Linked DNA regions of Mus musculus: region 1 is linked to region 2. A link is a contact called in ENCODE Hi-C data. All regions are on one chromosome and are shown on one strand. Each heading gives the region's core, a stretch centred on a gene start or an enhancer-like site at or near the end of the contact. The rest is flanking DNA. Distances are from core to core; before and after follow the strand shown. Region 1 holds the start of Rpl6 (ribosomal protein L6). Region 2 holds the start of Ugt2b34 (UDP glucuronosyltransferase 2 family, polypeptide B34).

Region 1 (3,313 bases), core at 448-2,947, about 34 Mb before region 2:
AAGGTCACAGCCAAATATGGGGAAGGTGGCTCAGAAGGGAGTTTCAGATCAGACCAGGCTACCCGAGGCAAAGGTACAAAGCGCATCATACCTCTTCTACCTTGGCAGAAGGCACACACCCACTTTCTTCAAGAGGGAAAACTAGACATCAATACCACAAGTTTGATAAATACCCACCTTCCACTTGCCAGCAATGGAGTAGCCAGAACCCCAGTGTGCTGGTCCCACTATGAGCTACACCCCCAGCCTGAGAGCTTATCCCAACTAGACTTGACTGACATAGCCTCTTTCAGACAAGCCTCAACCCTAACCCCAAGGAAAGCAACCCAAACTAGATCTCACCATTTTTCGAAGCTTCACCACCCGGGTGCCACCGTTCTTGTCCCCACCAACTGTTTTGGTGACAGTAGCAAGGACCTTCTCTTTTTTCTTCTTCTTCTCAACCTACAAAGACAAACCCATCAATCCAGGATCCTGCCAGACCTCAAACGCAGGAATAAGGCATCATAGTGGGCCATCCGTTCCCTCTCCTACCTTGGTCTTGGCAGCCGAGTATTTCCTTTTGTACAAGGCCTTCCTGGAGTACATAGCAGATCGGGAGTACCTGCCAATTCCTCTCACCAGGACAGGGTTTCGGCTGCAATGGGGCTTCGCCTTCTTGGGCTTTTTACCCTTAGGGTGAACCTTTTTGGCTACTTTGGCGGCCCGGGGCCGGGAGGCAGCAGCATCACTGCCAGCCTTCTTGGCCGCAGGTTTCTTCTCCTTTGTATCAGGCGCTTTTTCACCCGCCATCTAGGGATATAAACAATAAAGGCATTTCATCAACCATTTGTCAACAAGCTAGTATGAAAACCATCCTCTGATGCTTGCAATGCCTCTTCCTTCCAAACACAGGGTTAAGTATCTAGCACTATTAGTTTTTTTGTTTTTTTTTTTTTGCTAAAAAACTTTTTTGTGGTTCCTTATCTTATTCTTCCATTTTTGTGAATCAGAAAACCAAAGACAATCTTTGCTAGTGTCTACACAGGCAAGGAAGCCCAGAATCTCGAGGCTCTTCTGTGCGACCCACTTCAGTGCCAGCAGCCTACAGGCAGAGGCCAGGCAATGGTTCGGGGCCACGGGTTGCTCTAGCACGGGACACTATGACAGACCCAGGGGAACGGGCCTGCCATAAATCCAAACCCATGCACCAGCACGGAACACCCGAGACCTCCCCCTCTGGTGTCGCCCTAGGTCCCGAAGCCACCACGATGGCCCCAGCTCCGCAAAGTAGCCGACAGCGGTGCTCTCCGGTCGTCTTCCGGGGACGCGGTTCCCCACCTTCAGTCGCGAAGCCCAACGTGGCCAAGACAGGCTCAACAGAAGGTTCTGGAACCCCCACTGCAGGGTCGCAAGTCGCAACACAGGCCCTCCAACCCTCCCCAGGTTACGGCAGCCGGCAGGGCCCAGCGACCATCTCGGGCGCTACGCTCGTTCTTAGCCCCCCGCCAACCCACGCTGACAGAAATGAAGCTCCCGAGAGATCTGGCGAATGATCCCGACCATAGGCGGCCCTGGGTAGTGATCCCCGGATGTCCCCCAATTTCGGATGGACGAGGATTGGGGTCCCGAAAGCCGCTGCCACACAGACGCCCGCCATTCCTACCTTGCAAGACGGGAAAGAGAACTAAGGCAGCGGCTTCCGGTCTATAAGCAATGACGGGAGGTGACCAAGATCACTTCCTTCCTGTATGGGGCATCATGGGAAATGTAGTTTTTCTTTACTCCGTGGCAATGCACCTAGGGAACGTCCCCCCAGGCCCCACCCCCACCCTAATAGGTAAGGGCAGCTGAGATGGCTGAGCAAGTAAAAGCGCTTTCTCCTAAAATGATGAACAGACTTTGAGCCTTGCGACTCATGTGGTGGAAGAAAGGACTTTACAGAGTTTTCTTCTTCTCCTCCTCCTCCTTCTTCTTCTTTTTTTTTTTTTTTTGGTTTTTCGAGACAGGGTTTCTCTGTGTAGCCCTGCCTGTCCTGGAACTCATGCTGTAGACCAGGCTGGCCTCGAACTCAGAAATCCACCTGCCTTTGCCGCCCAAGTGTTGGGATTAAAGGCGTGTTGCACCACGCCTGGCCAGAGTTATCTTCTAAAAACTAAAGGTTAGGGTTGGAGTGATGGCCCAGTGGTTAAGAGAACTGGCTGCTCTTCCAGAGTTTTTTGAGTTCAATTTCCAGCAACCACATGATGGCTCATAACCATCTGTAATGGGATCCCATACCCTCTTCTGGTGTGTCTGAAGACAGCTACAGTGTAGTGTACTCATATACATAAGATAAATAAATCTTGCCAGGGCTATGCAGAGAAACCCTGTTTTGAAAACCAAATACATAAATAATAAATAAATAAATAAATCTTTAAAAAAAAAAAGTCTGACAGTGGTGGCACACCCCTTCAATCCCAGCACTAGGAAGGCAGAGGCTGGTAGATCTCTGTGAGTTTGAGGCCAGCCTGAACTACAAAGCTAGTTCTAGGAGAGCCAAGGCTATGCAAGCAAACCCTGCCCCCAAAACAAAATAAACAAATTAAATAGGAAAAAATAAATAAGATTTAAAATAAAACTTTTTTGTTCATTACATTTTTAAATAAGCTACTATCCTTTGAAAAATGACACTGTATACCTGACAGTGCCTTACTTTTTATTACATTTTATTTTATGTGTATGCTTATGTGAGCATGTGGGAGTGGGGAGTGGATGCATGCCCCAGCATACAGATGGAAGTCAGTGGACAACTTGGGGACGCCGGCTCTCTCTACCACATGAGGCCTAGAGATCAGTCATCTTAAGAGGACTTAGGTCATCACAGGCCCCGCATATAACAATTATCCTCTACCTCATAGTGCTTAGAACGACGTATACACATGATTTCTATTGTCTTCTACTTGTCTGTTGCCTGTTGCTAGTGGTAGGAGCTTTTCTCTTGACTTTCTTTTTTTTTTTTTTATCTTCTTTTTTTTTTTCTTTTTTTTTTTTTTCCATTTTTTATTAGGTATTTCGCTCATTTACATTTGCAATGCTATACCAAAAGTCCCCCATAGCCACCCACCCTCTCTTGACTTTCTATATGTGTGTGTGTGTGTGTGGGTGTGTGTGCTGTGTGGGTGGAGGTCTGAGGACAACTTACAACCACTTTTGTTGTCCCACAGTGTGGGTCCCATGAATGGAACTCAGAACTTTGTAGCAAGCACCTGACCCACTGAGCCATGTCTGTGGCCCTTCAATTCGGCTCTAAACCCCATCTTCATGGTTGAGTCTCCAGGAATCTCTTCCCTTT
Region 2 (3,396 bases), core at 834-3,333:
TAATAACTTGAATAACAAGGTTACATGGTTATATGGGCCTACGTGCCGATTCTCTCATGTCTGGGGGCAACCTTGGGATGCTAGTATATAGCATTACATACATAGCAAAAGACAAATCCTCAACAGAGACTGTAGAATATGAAAGAAAGAGCTTGCTTGTAGTTATCCACCACCTCTGTCTCTTACACGCTTTCTAAAGAAATGACCCGAGGCTTGGAAGGATACCATGTGATATACATGTCCCATTTATGGCTTAGTGTTTCTTATGCTCTGCACCTTGGACATTTATGGGTTTCTATGCCAATAACTATCCACTGCAAAAATGTTCTCTGATGACAGTTGGGAGATGCTTTAATGTTTGGGTATAAGTCATTAAGAGTCTATTTCATACAATGTTCATGTATTAGAAAATAGCAATAGGGTCTCGTCTACATTGTATATCCTGTCTGGCACAAATTTATGACACAACATTGGTAGCAGGCATCAGCTTCTCTTCTGAATCAAAAGAAGGGATAATTCCTAAGAGCCAAGTACTTCAGAATCTACCCAGTGACCATTTGGACAATAAGAATCACACATTTTTCTAGTGAATGTTATAGTCCTTTTAAAGAAGATTATACTTCATAGACCTAGTGTTGAGAGGTTGAATGTAAAATATACATTGAAGCAGCTGAATAAGCTGATCTATGTTATTTGGTTATTTATTATTGTTCATTTAAATACTGAAGCTTCTCTGTCAAAGAAAATTGTTTTTATATAACTTAGTTAACATTGAACTGTTTTTTAATGTTATACAGCCATCAGGTTCAAAACATGGAAAAGAAAATCCTGGGTTTTCTTAATTAAAAAGAAATTTTAAAATAACCACTGTCCTCAATATTTAAAAATCACACTATGCCTTGAGACACTCTTCCCATTTCTAGTATGGAACTATCAAGTTCTGTCTAAAATAGCTATGATATCAGAGGACAGTCCCGTTTTTACATTTAGAATTTTATGCTACTTGTAAGCAGAATTAGAGAACTAGATTTTTGGATTCATTCAAAAACCATTTACTAAGTATTACTTTGTTCTATATAAAGATGACTAAGGCATGGTCACTGCAGGAAAAACAATATAGGGGAGTGTAAGCTGTCACTTACAAACAAACCTAGCTCAATAAATCCATAAAAGAGCCAAATTAATAGTGAAATGCAGAATATATTCAGTGTGATCACTTTAGGAAGAGAGACAAAAGGAGCCAGTCACCCTTAATTCCATCTTTGGGATTCTTACAAGGCATCTGCATAGCTAAGCTTTCCAGGAATGGCATGGGACCTTGCCCACCATTAACTTAGCTCCTAGTCACCAGAAATGTTAGCCTGCCCTAACTTGTAAATTGCCCTCCTGGATACAAATTCCTCCTCTGGGTGTCCCCAGAGATCAAACATTTCTTCTCCTAGCAGAAAGTTACTGGGGAAAGTCTTTCAATAGTCTGAGAGTCAAAGAGGAAAACACAAATGTCTCCTTATCTCTTCACTTTTGCTAGGCTGACTAGTTACAAGTAAGCAGGTTCTTGATGGGGTAGAGATGGAGCTAATGGGAAGACTAAAAGAATGGGGCTTCCATCTAGATTATAATATGCTCTAAACGTAAGTGCAGTGTGTTTAATTCTGAGATTACACTATAGACCTCTGAGCCATATACTTAAAATCACTAAGTAGTATGGTAACTGGTCAGTGTTGCCAATATTCATATGACAAAACACTGACCTATGGTATTTATAAAAATGTGACTGGACAGTTTGCCTTTACTTCAGATTCTTTATCAAAGAAGCTCCATTAGGAGAAAGAGAGAGTGAAAGGAAGGGAGAAAGAGAGATCTTACTTTTCACTGTTCTCCAAATACAGTATACATTCAAGATCACTGAGAATCCAGAGTCATTTCCCACTTTCACATCTGCATCCAGGTTTTGGCATTTGCCCTCCAGAGGCTGTGACTCCCATTTCTATTTGCTTTGGTGTGTACAAGTTACACTTTAACTGACTGATTACTGCTCTTTCTATATCTGTAAGAGCTGAGCAATCATCCTTTGGAAGGCAGGCCTGAAGTTAACCAAGATGCCTGTGAAAATGACAGCAGCCCTGCTCCTGCTCCTGCTCCAGCTGAGTGGCTTCTTTGGATCTGGGACTGGTGGGAAGGTGCTGGTGTGGCCAATGGAGTTCAGCCATTGGCTCAACTTGAAGACAATCCTAGACGAGCTTCTGAAGAAGGGTCATGAAGTGATGGTTCTGAGACCTTCAGCATCCTTATCTTATGAGGTTGACAACACATCTGCTATTGAATTCGAGACTTATCCTACATCATACTCCTTATCTGAGTTAGAGGAAATTTTCTGGGAATCACTCAAGAAATATATTTATGAGCTGCCAAAGCAGTCATTTTGGGGATACTTCTTAATGTTGCAAGAAATGGTTTGGGTAGATTCAAAATATTTTGAAAGTCTCTGTAAAGATGTAGTTTTTAACAAAGAACTCATGACAAAGCTACAAAAATCAAGGTTTGATGTGATCCTGGCAGATCCCTTCATACCCTGCGGTGATCTGCTGGCTGAGGTTCTCAAGATCCCCCTTGTGTACAGTCTCCGCTTCTTTCCTGGCTCCACTTATGAGAAGTACAGTGGGGGACTCCCACTGCCTCCTTCCTATGTGCCTGTTGTTATGTCAGAATTGAGTGACAGGATGACTTTCATGGAGAGGGTGAGAAATGTCATCTATATGCTGTGTTTTGACTTTTGGTTCCAAACATTTAATGAGAAGAACTGGAATCAGCTTTATACTGAAGTATTAGGTAAGTGCCCTGTTCAGTGCCCTGGTGGGATTGCTGGATTCTCAATTTGCTGTGTCATTGAATGTGAATGTCTAAGAACAGGTCTGACAGGGGAATGATTTGTCTCTCCTAAATAAAATGATGGGAAAACTAGAAAATTAGCTGTCAAATTCAAGCATTGTAAAGAACTTTGTATTCCAGTGTCAGTTGCAAAACCTTGTCTATGAATTGTCAGCACACACTCACATAACAAAACTATGATTATTTCTCTAAGAAATTACATAGGCCCAAGACATTTTTCCTCGTGTTTTAAAGCAACACTTTTACCTGACTGGTGCCTTCATTGTCATTAATATCTTTGCCACTTTATTATATTCATTGCTATTATTATCATGTGTATGAACATGCACACTTGTGTCATGGGAAAGGGGGATTGTGCTCTGGGTTGCTTATGTAGAGGCCAGATTAAACTTTGAAGAGTTCTTATTTCTACCTCTATGTATGTTCTTGGGATCAATTTAGGTGTTTACGCTTGTATAGAGATTGAACTCAAGTCTTTAGCTTGCATGGAATACCTTTACCTTCTAA

Evidence for each region. Hi-C counts contacts between places; a loop is a spot of excess contacts on that map.
Region 1: a map of T-helper 17 cell shows a loop between it and region 2 (298-fold over the local background). The contact joins the promoter of Rpl6 here to the promoter of Ugt2b34 in region 2. A Hi-C loop is called at or near these places in 4 of 37 maps with a recorded cell type or tissue (T-helper 1 cell, T-helper 17 cell and regulatory T cell).

What each region holds. Positions count from the first base shown.
Region 1 is chr5:121,202,885-121,206,197 of GRCm38, reverse strand. Rpl6 (ribosomal protein L6) reads right to left here and starts at 1,697. Exons shown (of 7, transcript NM_011290.5): 1 at 1,646-1,697; 2 at 535-792; 3 at 343-444. The coding sequence starts at 792. It overlaps LOC115490270 (a small nucleolar RNA gene), which reads right to left and starts at 1,188; the gene lies at 1,055-1,188.
Region 2 is chr5:86,905,624-86,909,019 of GRCm38, reverse strand. Ugt2b34 (UDP glucuronosyltransferase 2 family, polypeptide B34) reads left to right here and starts at 2,083. Exons shown (of 6, transcript NM_153598.2): 1 at 2,083-2,829. The coding sequence starts at 2,100.